Linked DNA regions of Homo sapiens: region 2 is linked to region 1. Evidence: chromatin contacts called from ENCODE Hi-C or POLR2A ChIA-PET data. All regions are on one chromosome and are shown on one strand. The core of a region is the stretch at or near the end of the contact, and the rest is flanking DNA. Distances in the headings are between cores, read along the strand shown. Region 1 has its middle 6.4 kb from the start of LINC02635. Region 2 overlaps CUL2 (cullin 2).

Region 1 (7,908 bases), core at 1,608-4,107:
TGGGGTTGTGGGTCTGGATAATAGTTTGGAGCAAATCAATTAGAGCTTGTGGCTTTTCAGTATAGGATGGGTTTTTCCAGTTGAGAAGGTCGGCAGAGGTGAAGGGCTGGCACACAAAAACACGCCTCTCCACCATGTGACCATCTTCATCTATCCCAGTATACCGCTGCTCTCTCAGGGGCATTTGTATCCCAGTTTTGGGTCATAAAAGAGCTGCTAAGGGAGGGGTTTCTCCCAAGTCTTCACCTCCTCTCTTGTCTACTCTGGGTGGCCTACGGATATGCTTGTTTTGCGGAGGCACAAGCACTGTGGGCTCTACTGTGGGGAGCCTCTTTCCCTGGTAAGGGGAGGACACCACTGGGATCACTGGTGCCATCTCCTGCAATGGATCTTCTGATGATGGGTCGAACAGAACTTCTGGTGTTGATTTCCCTGGGCGGGTGGAGCGGGATCCTTCCTTAGCTATCTGTCCCTTTGCTACTAGCACTGCTGCTGTCTGCCCTCTTAGTCACTGTGGGGGGTCTAGCACCAGCTGTAACCAAGTGTCTATGTATGGGAACTGGTCTAGGTATCCTTTACCAGTTACCTTGTGCCACACCTTAGAAACAAGGGACCTGTCCAGGCTTCCTTCTGATGGCCAACCCACTTCTAATGTTGGCCAATCTATTTCACACGAAGTTCTATGTTTCCCTGGTGTCATAGTAACCCCATAGTCTCCACTAAATCCTTCCTTGGAATTTTTCAACATAGCTCCTTGTGGAGTGGGCTTACTTTTGTCTGACCCATGTTTCCTGAAGACAAAACACCACACTCATACCACACGCACACCACAGAACAAAGAATGGGTAAAAAGGACACACACACACTTTTTCAGTTTACACCAGGCCAGAATCAAAACCAAAATCAGAGTATCCAGAAATCCAAGCCAGGTCAAAACCAAAACCATAGTATCAAGCAATTCAAGTCAAGTCAAAAACAAGAACCAAAGTGCCGGTACAGGCACACCGTGGGTGATCAGGCCATGCTTCCACTCAAATGGAGCGAGCAAGTTCCAAAGACCAGTCTTACCAAGTTTCAGATGTCCGGACTCCAAGTGCCCATTCCTTCCCAGTGTTCAGCCACTGCGTTGATCCTCCGCGGGGGCCTGCCACACACTGCTCTGATGAGGCGTTCCACCGGGGCAATTGCTTACCCGGGAGCCCTCTCAGGATCCACCTCGCTCGAGCTGGTCAGAGTCCCCTGCAGGGATGTTCCACAGGGCAGGCCTAAGGGGCTGCCTCGACCCGTCCCTTAATCACCTCGCTTCCTGGTCAGGGAACCAAGAAATGTAGCAGGACTGGCTGCAGACAAAACTCCTCAGACGCCGGATTGAAGAAGGAAGAGGTTTTTATTCGGCTGGGAGCGTTGGCAGACTCACGTCTTAAGAGCCCAGCTCCCCGAAGACAGAGTTCCTGGCCCTTTTAAGGGCTTACAACTCTAAGGGGGTCCACGTGAAAGAAAGGGTCGTGATGGATTGAGAGCACATGTGGTTAGAGTGGGGGGGCGTTAATCTTTTAACCTCAGGCCAGGTCATCAGTGGCACCGGCTGGTCTTGCCACTGACTTCATTGCTATTGTTTTTCAACTTTTACTTCCTCCTGCTCTTCAGAGACAGGAGACGGTAAGAGAAATGGCTGCACTCCAGCTTGGGCAACACAGTGAGACCCTGTCTCTAAAATAATAATAATAATAATAATAATAATAATAATAATAATAATAAAAGATGGAGCACTAGATCAAGACTGAAAGACCTTGATTTAAGTGAGAATAGCAGAGTAGTGTGTATAGTAAATATCATCTGTCTAAAAAAAGAAAAGCTGAAAAATATGTATTTATAAAATCTCTCTGGGCTAGGCGTGGTGGCTCATGCCTGTAATCCCAGCACTTTGGGAGGCCGAGATGGGCAGATCACCTGAGGTCAGGAGTTCAAGACCAAATTGGCCAACATGGTGAAACCCCGTCACTAATAAAAATACAAAAAATTAGCTGGGCGTGGTGTCGGGCGCCTGTAATCCCAGCTTCTAGGGAGGCTGAGGCCAGAAAATCACTTGAACCTGAAAGGCAGAGGTTGCAGTGAGCTGAGATTGTGCCCACTGCACTCCAGCCTGGGTGACAGAGCAAGACTCTGTCTCAAAAAAAAAAGAAAAGAAAGAAATCTCTGGAAGGTTACTTAAGAAATGAAAAACATCAAGGGCTTCTGCAGAGGAGAGGCAGGAGGCTGGGGCCCAGGGAGACAGGATTTCCACTATATCCCTAAGTATATTTTGGGTTTTGAACCATGTGAATATATTACCTATGCAAAAAATAAATTAAAAAGTATAATATATTTATTATAAATATAAAAAAGTATGAATAAAAAAGGTTTGAGGCTGGGAGTGGTGGCTCACATTTGTAATCCCAGCACTTTGGGAGGCTGAGGAGGGAGGATTGCTTGAGGCCAGGAGTTTGAGTCCAGCCTGGGCAACATAGCAAGACCTCCCCCCTCAACAAAACAAAACAAAACAAAAAAAGTGTTGAGTTTGAATTCTAAGCCACTAGATAACTTTGGAAACATCACTTTCCCCGTCTGTAAAATGGAGAAAACAGTACCTGTTTCAGGCAGTCTTTGCAAGAAGTGAGTGGCTTGTGAGTGTTGGTGACCCTCTGAGGCACCCCACAGAGGTAAGGGCTTGTCCTCTGGCCTCCCGATTCCCCCGGGCCCTCCCTCCTTCTCACCCTGTCTTGCCCTTCAAATGAAGCTGTCAAGGCCAAACTGTGCGCCTGCCAAGATGGCCCCCACTGGAATTCTTCCCTTGGCTCTCTGCCTGTTGGAACACAGCTAATAGCATGAAGGAAAAGCCACACTTCGAGGATCTGGGCATTTCAAAGCAGTCAAGCAGCTCTTTTTGTTTTCTCAGGCTCTCCGCTTGCCAGCTAGTTCCACACATTAGAAATATTTTGGGTCAGCTCTGCAGTTCTCAACCATAGCGCATCCGTCTTGTTTCATGACTACTTCCCTATAATAGCTCTGGGAAAAACTGCACTGGGCCTCGTCCCAAACCACGCTGCTGGCATCCCAAGCTGCATTCAATATGGTGCCTTCGGGTAGTAATTATAAGAGAAGTCGAAAACTCCTGCGACTTCCTCGGGTTTGGTCTGGAGCTGTTTGGGTTGAGTTTCTAGAGAGTTGTCGTCACTATGACCTTCAATGCTTGAGGCAGGAAGAGGAGTTTAATTTACCATGTTTCTGCTGGTTCCAATAACCCTGCTCTTCTCTGCAGCCCGGTGGCTTTTTTTTCCTCCTTGATGTGGATATTTATTGAGTGTCGATGCAAAATGTGATGCTGAAGGAGGTACTTTTTTTTTTTTTTGAGACGGATTGCAGGCATGAGCCACTGCACCCGGCCGAGGTGCTTTCTTTGTTGCCTGGGATATGGCTGCCAGATTTGGCAAATGAAAATGCAGGATACCCAGTTATATCAGAATTTCAGGTAGTGAAGAATTTTTTAGTATAAGGATGTCCTGTGCAATTTTTAGGATATACATTGGAATTATTTATTGTTTTAGTATATAAATATGTCCCATGCAATGTCTGTTTTTTTGTTGGTTTGATTGAGTTTTTTGTTTGTTTGTTTGTTTGTTTGTTTTGCCTTTGTTTTTTGAGACAAGGCCTCACTCTGTTGCCCAGGTTGGACTGCAGTGGTGTAATCTCAACTCACTGCAGCCTCGACCTCCTGGGCTCAAGCAATCCTCCTGCCTCAGCTTGTCACGTAGCCAGAATTACAGGCGCACAACACCATGCCTGGCTAATTTCTAAATGTTTTCAAATATAAGGTCTTTCTATGTTGCCCAGGCTGGTCTCTAACTCCTTGGCTCAAACACTGCCTCAGCCTCCCAAAGTGCTGGGATTACAGATGCGAGTCATCATGCTCGGGCCTCCCATGGAGTATTTGCACATACTTACATTATAAATTATTCACTGTTTATCTGAAATTCAGATTTAACTGGTTGTCCTGTATTTAATTAATTAATTTATTTATTCATTTATTTATTTTCTGTCCCTAATACTTTATTGGTCATTTCCAGGTCTGTGTGCAGCTGGGTGGGTTTTGGGGAGGGTGTCACTATTCACCAGCTCCCAGTTGGAAGCATGAGAAGGCCTTGGCCTAGCTCTCCAGGGTCCCAGGCTGTACAGTTTAGAGAGGAAGATCTGGCCTTTCCTGGGTCAACACAGGGCACTCATGGAGGGGCACAAGCTCATGATCCATCAGCCAGCCTAGTTGTGTTTGGAGAAATATTCCTTGCTGTCATTCACGCTGGGCTTGATCATGTCACTGCCAGGCTTCCAGCCAGCAGGACAAATTTCCGGGTGCTCGTCTGTGTACTGGAAGGCCTGGACCAGCCGCAGGGCCTCATCCACAAAGTGTCCCACAGGCCAATCATTAACAGCGATCTGGGGAAGGACATCCTTGCCATGGATGATAAAGAGGTCCCTGCAGGCCAGGCGTGGTGGCTCACAGATGTAATCCCAGCACTTTGGGAGGCCGAGGCAGGCAGATCACCTGAGGTCAGGAGTTCGAGACCAGCCTGACTGACGTGAAGAAACCCCGTCTCTACTAAAAATACAAAAATTAGCCAGGCGTGGTCGCGCACTCCAGTAATCCCAGGTACTCGGGAAGCTGAGGCAGGAGAATCACTTGAACCGGAGAGGCGAAGGTTGCAGTGAGCCGAGATTGCATCATTGCACTCCAGCCTGGGCCACTCCGTCTCAAAAAAAAAAAAAAAAAGCCCCTGCAGACAATGCCCTCGTCTGTTTTCAACACGCCGTAATTCTCAGACAACTTCAGGTCACGTCAGCAAGCAGAGGGGTGTCCAGGGACTCAAAGCCTCCCTCCTTCCGGGGGATGTTGATCCAAGCCAGGTGGGTGAACTGAGCCCACCGAGGTCCCCAGCACTTTGCAGCTTTCGGAAGCCCTCAGCATGGTCGCTGAATGCGATGATCTCTGTGGGGGCACACGAAAGTGAAGTCCAAGGCTCAGTGGCTCACACCTGTAATCCCAGCACTTTGGGAGGCTGAGGCTGGCAAATCACCTGAGGTCAGGAGTTCAAGACTGACCTGGCCAACATGGTGAAATCCCATCTCTACTAAAAATACAAAATTAGCAGGGCAAGGTGGCATGTGCTTGTAGTCCCAGCTACTTGGGAGGCTGAGGCAAGAGAATCGCTTGAACCCACGAGGCAGAGGTTGCAGTTAGCTGACATCGAGCCACTGCACCCCAGCTTGGACAACAGAGCTAGACTCTGTTTAAAAAAAAAAAAAAAAAAGTGAAGTCCAGAGGATGGAAAAGAGGACCACGTGCTTCCCTCTGTAGTCCAACAGCTTTACCTCCCTGTAGGTGCCATCCACCACGGCAGTGGCCTTGAAGTCAGGGGTGAGCTTTCCAATGTGCATGTTACCGGAGGCCATGACTGAAAGCTCCACGGGCAAAGGCCAGATGCAGGATAACCGGATGCGTGGACCCGTGCTCTCAGTGCCCTGGGCATCCTGTATCTATTTACCCGGCCACTCTGCCTGTGAAAGACATGAGCAGAATTCTCTTCAGTCATGCAGAGGAGATAAGAGGCCCATTCCTCTTGTTCTCTGGCCTGAGCCTGCTTCTTTATTTTCTTATTATTTTTTATTATTTTTATTTTTTAGAGATGATCTCACTCTGCTGCCAAGTCTCAAGTTCAGTGGCATGATCATGGCTCACTGCAGCCTCTAACTCCTGGCTCAAGCGATCCTCCCATCAACCTCTGGAGTAGCTGGGACTACAGGCGCACACTACCATGCCTGGCTAATTATCATTATTTTTTAAATTTCTTCTAGAAACAAGGTCTTGCTCTGTTGCCCAGGCTGCTCTTGAACGCCTGGACTCAAGTGATCCTCCCACCTCAACCTCCCAAAGTACTGAAATTACAAGTGTGAGCCACTGTGCCCAATCTGGCCTGAGCTTGCTTCTTTAGCCCAACTCTCCACCCTTGGGCCACAACATGAGAACTCCCCACAGGGACAAGTCCCCAGTGCGCTTGCTTTGACTGACACTCTCTACTGCGCACGGGGCCTTGCCCTGCCTGGCACCCACTTCCAGAGCCCACCTAACCTCTGAGTCCTGCGGCTGCCGCTCTGCCTGCACCTGGGATCCGCCCACGCGGCTCGGCTGGGGCTGCCTTGCTCCCTCTTTAGCCACACATCCACACTTGGTTTCCACCTGGGTTTCTTCTGTGTCCACTCTGAGGAATAATTCAGGCTGATTCCTGATTCCATGCAACCTGAGACCCTGCTCGGGTTCTGGATCCTGTGACCCTAGCTCTCAGCAGATCTGTCCTGTCCTGTTTTTTTTTTGTTTGTTTGTTTTGTTTTGTTTTTTTAGACGGAGTTTCGCTCTGTCGCCCAGGCTGGAGTGCAGCGTCGTGATCTCTGCTCACTGCAACCTCTGCCTCCCTGGTTCAAGTGATTCTCCTGCCTTAGCCTCCCAAGTAGCTAGGATTACAGGCACACGCCACCATGCCCAGCCAATTTTTGTAGTTTTAGTGGAGACGGGGGTTTCACCATGTTGGCCAGGCTGGTCTCGAACTCCTGACCTCAAGTGATCCACCTGCCTCGGGCTCCCAAAGTGCTGGGATTACAGGTGTGAGCCACCATGCCCTGTCCTCTTAAAATGGTTCTGCCTGCTGACTTGATGTTAGAATCTAGCTCAGAGAGGATTTTTTTTTTAAAGAAGAAGCAGCCGCTATCAGTCTAGAGGCCCTACTTCCATAAACCCAGACACTCTCCTTGAAATCCTGTTATCAAAAGCCCCAAGCCAATTCTGAAGGCAGGAGTCCATGTGCAGCCGGGCAGAGTCCCAGCCAGCACCCTCTCCATGGGCTTTCTCTTCTCAGGGGAGGCAGCGATTGGGGTGCACTTTCTGCACTTTTATTCTGGCTCAGCAGGTGAGTCCCCAATACAGTCTGGGCCAGAGTCCTTAAAGAGAGCTGTGGCATCTGAGAAAACAGAATTCAAACTCACTTCTGGATGTCTTTGTGATGCCAGATGCCCTGCTGGCTCCTGGGAGCACACACTCACTCAATGACCTAAATGCCCTGGGACCCTCTTGCAAGACGGGCCATGTGAATGGAGCCATCCTGCCAGCTGGTGGCCTCCAAGATGGCACACAAAGCTGCCTCCCTGTGACTTCTTAAAGTCCGACCTTTGGCCAGAGGACATAAAGTATCAAATCTGTGTTTGTTTGCTGGTCTGCCATGACAAAACACCACCAACTGAATGGCTGAAAGCCACAGAAGTCTATTGTCTCCTGGTTCTGGAGCTCAGGAGTCCAAAATCAAGGTGTTGGCAGGGTCGTCCTCCCTCTGAAGCCTGCAGAGGAAAACCCTTCCTTGACTCAGCCTAACTTCTGGTGGTTTGCTGGCCATGTTTGGCATTCCTTGGCTTCTGACAGGTCCCTCCCACCTTCTGTTGTCACATGGCGTTCTCCCCTGTCTTGTGGGCCAGAGGCTGCCCATGAACAAAATATTTTAACACACACTGGTTGGTTTTTAACAGACAAAAATCAGAAAAGTATGCACAAAAATCTGGATTTCCATAGGCCTTTGTAACTGTGACCACAGCTTAGGCTTTGCTGGGGAGCAGGTAACAGTCTTATCACCAGCATGAGTGTACATGGGTTTGTTGTGTCTTTTTCCAAGAATAAGCACAGAAGAAGGGTGGAGGGAATAGCTTCTGTGCATGTGAGGTGGGATGTGAGAGTGGGGACAGAGGGAGAAAGACAAAATGCCCACAGGCAGGCTGGACGCGGTGGCTCATGCCCGTAATCCCAGCACTTTGGGAGGCTGAGGTGGGTGGATCAAA
Region 2 (7,908 bases), core at 2,336-4,835, 44 kb before region 1:
ATTAGTATATTACTTTTTTTCTCTGTAACTTTTTTTCTAGTTACAAGATTTTGCTGTTTTGTTGTCATAGTATATCCTAGATGTTTAAATAGTTAAAAATGCAACAGAGGTGGGATTATATCTCCTTCAAATTATTGTGCTTATAAGAAAAAATTCCTATAAATAATGTTTTGTTTTTATTTTTGTAAAGTTAATAGCCTACAGTTTATTTCTCTCATTAATTCATTTTGCTGACATCCCTAGGATTATGATGACATTTTATAGTCTATAACTGAACAACTGTAAAAGGCATATTCTGAAATTCAAATCAATGTTTTCATAATTTTGAGAAATGATTTATCTGGCATCAGAATCTTAGCAAAATATGGATTTTTTTTTTTTTTTTTTGAGACGGAGTTCCACTCTTGTTGCCCAGGGTGGAGTGCAATGGCGTGATCTTGGCTCACTGCAACCTCCACCTCCTGGGTTCAAATGATTCTCCTGTCTCAGCCTCCTGAGTAGCTGGGACTACAGGCACGTGCCACCATGCCCAGCTAATTTTGTATTTTTAGTAGAGATAGGGTTTCACAATGTTGGCCAGGCTGGTCAGGCTGGTCTCGAACTCCTGACCTCAGGTGATCCACCTGTCTTTCCCAAAGTTCTGGGATTACAGGCGTGAGCCACTGTGCCTGGCCAAAATAGGGATTTCTTAAGGTTAATTAATTATGGTTTCTAATTTTAGGCTAGTAAATTCTTAAAGGTTTTATATTTTTTTCTAAAACATGCTATTTTTGCTGCCCAGAAATTGACAAAGTAAACATAGATTCCTTGTTTGCACTTTAAATTTTATTTTATGTTTATTTATTTTTGAGATGAGATCTTGCTGTGCCACCCAGGTTGGAGTGCAGTGGTGCCATCTCAGCTCACTGCAATCCCCACCTCCTGGGCTCAAGTGATAATCCTGCCTCAGCCTTCCAAGTAGCTGGGACCACAGGTGTAAGCCACTATGCCAGGCTAATTTTTTAATTTTTAGTAGAGACCGGGTTTTGCTTTGTTGGCCAGGCTGGTCTCAAACTCCTGAGCTCAAGTAATCTGCCCACCTCAGCCTCCCAAAGTGGTGGGATTACAGACGTGAGCCACCATGCCTGGCCTTTAAATTTAATTATGAATCTGTCCATTCCTTAGCAGAATGTCTTAGATTATTATTGAGAATTATTTCATCTTCCAAGTGCCTTTTGATTCTGCTGCCAGAGAAATTCCACTCTATGATATCAGTGGCTTTCTTAAGCCTGATACAGAAGTTGTTATTCTAAAAATTGCCTAAACAGTTTTCCCCTGAGCAAAGGCCACTTGCTTCTTGAAGAGTGAATAAAACATGGATTGAAATAAATGTTTTCACCATCACCCCAGGTCACAGCAAATTGATGCTGTGTGCTACTGGAGGCACAGCTTTCTCTTGTCATCAGGCCATTTACAGTGGGTATTTTGTTACTGCGGCATTTGTAAAAAAAAATGTGGTTGCTTTTTCAAAATGGGGTGATGGAAAAGTTACGCACTTTGGTGTTTCATAAAAATTAAAATGTCAAACTCTAGGCAATGAGCTTGACTCTTATTTTATCAAAAAGTAGTGTATATAGAATAGTAGGACCAGAAAATAGCTTATTCCCAAACATAAACTGCTTAAGATTCTGGCAGATGTAAAAGTAGAAAATAATTGGGTTTTTTCCTGTTTGTTTGAACAAAAGAATTATTTTTCTCTTAAATTTGGTAATCTATAATATAAAAGTTATGAGAGTGGAGGCTTTTTTGCTTGGTCATTAATTTAGCAGAATTGCTTGCAGCAAACTCTTATTTAAAGATTTTGGTTTTTATAAATATAAATGTTTTATTTTTAAATGTAGGAAGATATTGATGCAGAATCTTCGTTTTCATTAAATATGAACTTTAGCAGTAAAAGAACAAAATTTAAAATTACTACATCAATGCAGAAAGACACACCACAAGTAAGTGCTTTTAATGTCAAGTTTTTTTTGAGGGGGAAACATTTAAGCATTGGACTTTACAAGTGTTTACATTGAGATTGTGCAAAACTTTGCACAGCAAAATTAATAATGGGATATGTCTTTTCTGGTTTGTTGTTGGCATTTATTAACCTTACAGTCAAACAGAAATCTCTACTTGTATTTTAGTTTTTTCTAAGGAAAAGGGTATGGTTTTGTTGTATTTGCTCTTAAACCATTAGAATGTGTAACTATGCATTCTCTCCGAAAATTCCCACATTGAGAAGTAATAAAATTTCATATTTTTCATTTGTAAAATAAGGGAAAGTTCTCCAGTTCATTTTTTTTTTTTTTTTTGAGACGGAGTCTTGCTCTCTCGCCCAGGCTGGAGTGCAGTGGTGTGATCTCGGCTCACTGCAAGCTCTGCCTCCCGGGTTCACGCCATTCTCCTGCCTCAGCCTCCTGAGTAGCTGGGACTACAGGCGCCCACCACTATGCCTGGCTAATTTTGTTTTTTGTACTTTTAGTATAGACGGGGTTTCACTGTGTTAGCCAGGGTGGTCTCGATCTCCTGACATCGTGATCCGCCCGCCTCAGCCTGCCAAAGTGCTGGGATTACAGGTGTGAACCACCGCGCCTGGCCTACAGCTCATTTCTTTCAAAGAAAATTTGTCAGTAGAAAATGCTTCTTAAACTTTCATATGCAAATGAGCCACCTGGGCATCTTGTTCAAATGCAGATTGTGATCTAGTGGGTGTGGAGTGAGGTACTGACAGGCCAGTGTGAGGAGGGGACTTCTGCTCTTCATTATTTTAACTCAGCAGTGATTGTTGCTTTGGTCTGGGATAGACTGTTTCTATCACTTATGCTTCCTGATTGCCTCCGGTGTGCAGTCCTTGGGCTGATGCAGGATGTGAAGATAATATAAGATGTTAGACCCTCTCCAGAAACTTAATTCCCGATGGGGGGAGACAAATATTAACTGCCATTTACTTTGAAACCTAAAATGGTCAAGATTCCATTTTCCTCCAGGCTAATAAATAATAATTTGCAATATATAGATTGTATTTTGTCTTTGAAACGCTGTGAGGAGATCCTCTTAATGTGGCATGGTCTGCTTCTATGCCTTGCTTCTGTGTTTCTTGAGCTCCGTGGAGATAGGCCCCCTCTCCTGGCTTCTCTGCTTGAGCCACATAAAATGCCACTTCACAGCTCTTCCCTTTGAAGCCTGATCCAGTATGCATTTGGAGCTAATTACTGCAGTTGACACAACTCCATCTAAAAGCGTCATGAAAGATTCTGTAATCACTGATAAGAAAATGATCTTGCAAATTATTGCTGTGTCCTCCTTTATTGCCTCTTTACCTTAACAGTACAGTTTACAATAATGTAAATTTTTTTCTAATCTTTCAACTTTAACCCTAGAAATTGTAGATGTTTTAGCAGTGGTTATGTGATATTGGCACAACATAACTATATAATTTGCTCAATATTGTGGTGCATACCTGTAATCCCAGCTGCTCAGGAGTCTGAGGCATGAGAATCACATGAACCCAGGAGATGGAGGTTGCGGTGAGCTGAGAGCGAGTCACTGAACTCCAGCCAGGACGACAGAGTGAAACCCTGTCTCAAAAAAAAAAAAAAAAAAGTATTTGCACTCACTGATAAAATGAATTGAAAACAAGTTCAGTGACTTAATGTCTTGTTGGGTCTTTTTTCTTTTCTTCTGTAAAACAGGAAATGGAGCAGACTAGAAGTGCAGTTGATGAGGACCGGAAAATGTATCTCCAAGCTGCTATAGTTCGTATCATGAAAGCACGAAAAGTGCTTCGGCACAATGCCCTTATTCAAGAGGTAAAAGGAGGGCAGTCCTCAGGGCTTCTTAGGGTAGAGGGCATTGTCATTGTACAGATTCAGTCTCTTTCTTCTTAAAGAGGATACAGAAATAACCTGATCCTCAGATAGCATAAAGAAATGTTTCATACTTAATCAGAATCGTACTCACTCACAATTTCAGTATTAAATTCAGATTTGCAGGCTGGGCACAGTGGCTCATGCCTGTAATCCTTTTTGTTGTTGTTGTTGAGACAGAGTCTTGCTCTGTCGCCCAGGCTGGAGTACAGTGGCGTGATCTTGGCTCACTGCAACCTCTGCCTCCCAGGTTCAAGTGAGTCTCCTGCCTCAGCCTCCCGAGTAGTTGGGAATACAGGCGTGCACCACCATACTTGGCTAATTTTTGTATTTTTCGTAGAGACAGGGTTTCACCATGTTGGCCAGGCTGGTCTCGAACTCCTGACCTCAGGTGATCCACCTGCCTCGGCCTCCAAAAGTGCTGGGGTTACAGGTGTGAGCCACCATGCCCAGTGGACACCTGTAATCTGAATGTCTTGTTAGGCCAAGACAGGAGGATCACTTGAGTCCAGGAGTTTCAGACCAGCCTGGGCAACACAGGGAGACCCCATCTCACCTAAAAAAAAAAAAAAAAAAAAATTAAAAAATTAAAAAATTAGCCAGTTGTGGCGGCACACTTGTAGTACCAACTACTTGGGAGGCTGAGGCGGGAGGATTGCTTGAGCCCAGGGATTGAGCCTGTGTGACACAGTGAGATGCTATCTCAAATGATAATAATAAATTCATATTTGCTTTGGCTTTATTTTAGAGGTCTAAAACTTGCTGATTCATTGAGTCTTCTGTCCAGTTATTGAAGGAAATTGACCCATCAGATATTCATTCATTCCATAACTATCTGAGCCTACCATGTGATAGACAGCTGGGCTGGTCCCTGGGATATAGCACAGAGCAGCTGAAGATATGGCAGGCTTTTTTGGAGTTCACAGTTTAATGGGGGAAGAAATACACTATTGAAATGATATGCAAATAAATGTAAAATTACATTAGCATGCACTGAAGGAAACGTATACAGTACTATGAGAATGTATTTAAATATCCTGGCCTAGGGGCTGCTGGGGAAAACTTTCTTGAGAAAGTGTTTGAACTAAGAGCTGAGAGTTGAGTTAAATAGAAGCTTGGGGTTGTGTGTGAGTACTTAGGTTAATTAGTTTATTGTTTCACTTAATTATGTATCATTATTAGATTTTGCTGTATCCATTTTCCACATTGTAGTTCCTATTTTCATACTTAATTTGGCCCATTTGTTGAAACCTCAGTACATTTGAGGCACTTTAAACTGATTGGTTAAAAGTCATTACTTAATAGCTGAAGAACTGGCAGTAGTTTGACTTCCACATCTCTTCCACAGGTGATTAGCCAGTCAAGAGCTAGGTTTAATCCCAGTATCAGCATGATTAAGAAGTGTATTGAAGTTCTGATAGACAAACAATACATAGAACGCAGCCAGGCGTCGGCAGATGAATACAGCTACGTCGCGTGATGTCGCTCTCCTCCAGCGTGGTGTGAGAAGATCATTGCCATCACCATTTGGTGTGTTCCTGTGGGAAAAAGCAGGACTGTGCCTCCATAATTTGGTCATTTGGCAGCCCCTGTTTTCTGCTGTTTACAACATCACCAGTGCCACGTCATGAGCGTCAAAGAAAATGCCTAGAGATATTTCAAGCTCATGTCATTATGACATTTCTTAAAACTTTATTAAAAGAATGAGTGAAGTATTGCTGAAAAGTGGAAATTCGGTTGGGTACCATGCTTTTTCTCCCCTTCACGTTTGCAGTTGATGTGTCTTTTTTTTTTTTTTTAATGTATCTTAAAGGACATAAAATTTAAAAACTTAAATATTGTAATATGACAGATAACCTAATAATTGTATCTACATTAAAATGACAAACATGATACTGCTGCTTGTCAAATAAAAAAAAAATAAAGAAATAGAATGCCTTTTTTATGTGGATGGAGTATCAGGTTGACCACAAAATATATTGACTCAAAGCAGCTAATGCATCTTTAGTTGCGTTTTTATCTGAATGGTTTAATTCACTTGTACTCCTATTTAAATCCTACATGAAAAATGTCTAGATTATTGTTCTTGACTGCATAGGACTGCATTCAGCATAAAGAATGCTTTATTTTTATGGATTAGATATATTGGATCTAAACATTTTGAATCTTGAAGATGTAATTCCATCAGCAGTTTCTGGTGGTGTGCTACTCCACAGACATCGCAGAGTGTGAGCAGGATGCTTGGTGACCTCAAGTCTGGCACAGAGAGAGCTTTTCATTCAAAAGTTGTCTTTCTTCGGTTGCATAATCCATTAATTCTAGCATAGACTAGTACCCTAGCTCTGTGGCCTTCCCTGAGTCTTAGGAAATCTATGATACCAACATATTCCTTCTATATGCCTCCCCTACCTGTTACCCTTACAACCCTCCTCCAACAGTTTAGATACTAGAGTCACTCTCATCAATCACAGATGTGCTTAGCAATGCATAACCTAAATACTTTTTTAAAAAAGAAAATTGTACATTGTACTGGGTGCCACATATATAAATCCCATTATTTTGTTTATTTTATATATATATATATATATAATATATATATATATATATCTCAACAGCAGTGTTAAGAGTACTGCGATCTATTATCATATTTATTGTCTATCCACACCATCACCACCACCACCACACCCCTCCTCCCTCAACATACAATTTTTCTTTATTTTAAAAAAAATAAGAGACGGGGTTTCGCCATGTTTCCCAGGCTAGTCTGGAACTTCTGGCCTCAAGCAATCCTATCTCTGTCTCCCAAAGTGCTGGGATTACAAGCATGAGCCACTGCATCCATCCAACACAAAATTTTTAAAATCGGAATATTTTAAAGCAAATCACACAAATTATTTCACTTATAATACTTCAGTAAGGCCTTTAAAAAATCCACAGTGATATTATTACTCCTAACAAAAACAATAATTACTTAGTATCATCTAATATGTGGTTCATATTTAAATTTGTTGTTTTGAGATGGGTCTTACAATTGGTTTATTCAATTGCATTTTTTCTAACTCGTGTCTCAAGTGTTTTAAAAATCTACTGAACTTATAATGACTTATATAATGTATTTCTCATTTTACCTTTCTTCCAAAAGAGGAAATAATGGCAAACCATATAATATTGTACATTCACTGTCAAAAAGCAAACCCTTGTTTTGATAACTTGTTGATTGATAAAAGTTTTCCAAATTGATTCCTTTTTTTCTTAAATATTTATAAATGTTAAATTAAGTCTTATCCTGGTATCTAATTGTCAAGAAAATATACTGAAAAATGGACAAAATACTTGTGCGGAGGTCTACAGAGATGGCTTACAAGAGTTTTCTTCACATCCTTTCTCCATTTTATCTGAAAGGAAACATCTCTCGCATGAGGAAGAGAGGCCAAATCTGTTCAACCAAGGCACCATTCAGAAAGGGAGCAATGTTTGGAATTCATTGCAGCGCACACCTTCCCCTGCAGAGAGTGCTGGGAAGAGTTGCAGTCTTGTCAAGTTAGGTCAGGAGATTGAAGTCATCACTGCAGAAGCTGTAGCACACAGCCCAGAGCTCTGACCTGGCCGCCCTGCTGTGCAGTAACTAGTGCGAGTGGGCAAAACAGCTCAGAGCTATGAAAAGGAAAAAGGAGCAAGGAGAGGAGGATTTTCTATGCTTCACTGCAGAAAACACAAGTAAGCAAAACCCTCAGAAGTTTTTTAGAAGTCATTAATACTAAGGTAGTTTACGTATGTGAGTCAGTGATGCATTTTATAGCCAGCCAGCATGAGGCCTTGTCCACATGCCAGTCCTTTCCCTTTGAAAGCAAATATTTAATTGCTACTGAAGGTGCAGACTTATTTTAAGGTTTAGTCCAATATTTTATGACCATTTGCTTTAATATAAACAAGCACTCTGGGGGTTGTGTGTTTGTTTTGTTGTTTTAAGACAGGGTCTCGCTCTGTCACCCAGGCTGGAGTGCAGTGGTGCAATCAC

The links. Hi-C counts contacts between places; a loop is a spot of excess contacts on that map. ChIA-PET counts read pairs that join two places held with the same protein, here RNA polymerase II (POLR2A). Pooled maps may share reads with other maps.
Region 2: a pooled map shows a loop between it and region 1 (12-fold over the local background). The contact joins two enhancer-like sites. A Hi-C loop is called at or near these places in 1 of 50 pooled maps. POLR2A ChIA-PET finds 5 or more read pairs at or near these places in 2 of 52 experiments (BJ and GM12878).

The regions. Positions count from the first base shown.
Region 1 is chr10:34,962,645-34,970,552 of GRCh38, reverse strand. It overlaps the pseudogene PRDX2P2. Among named protein-coding and RNA genes, the nearest start is that of LINC02635, 6.4 kb to the left of the region's middle. Within about 2 kb of position 2,857, at least 9 of the 41 ENCODE cell types and tissues checked have a DNase peak (open chromatin) inside an H3K27ac peak, as active enhancers do.
Region 2 is chr10:35,007,773-35,015,680 of GRCh38, reverse strand. CUL2 (cullin 2) reads left to right here. Exons shown (of 21, transcript NM_003591.4): 19 at 1,881-1,982; 20 at 3,717-3,833; 21 at 5,239-7,130. The coding sequence ends at 5,370. Among named protein-coding and RNA genes, the nearest start is that of LINC02635, 39 kb to the right of the region's middle. RefSeq lists an enhancer at 2,415-2,985. Within about 2 kb of position 3,585, at least 2 of the 41 ENCODE cell types and tissues checked have a DNase peak (open chromatin) inside an H3K27ac peak, as active enhancers do.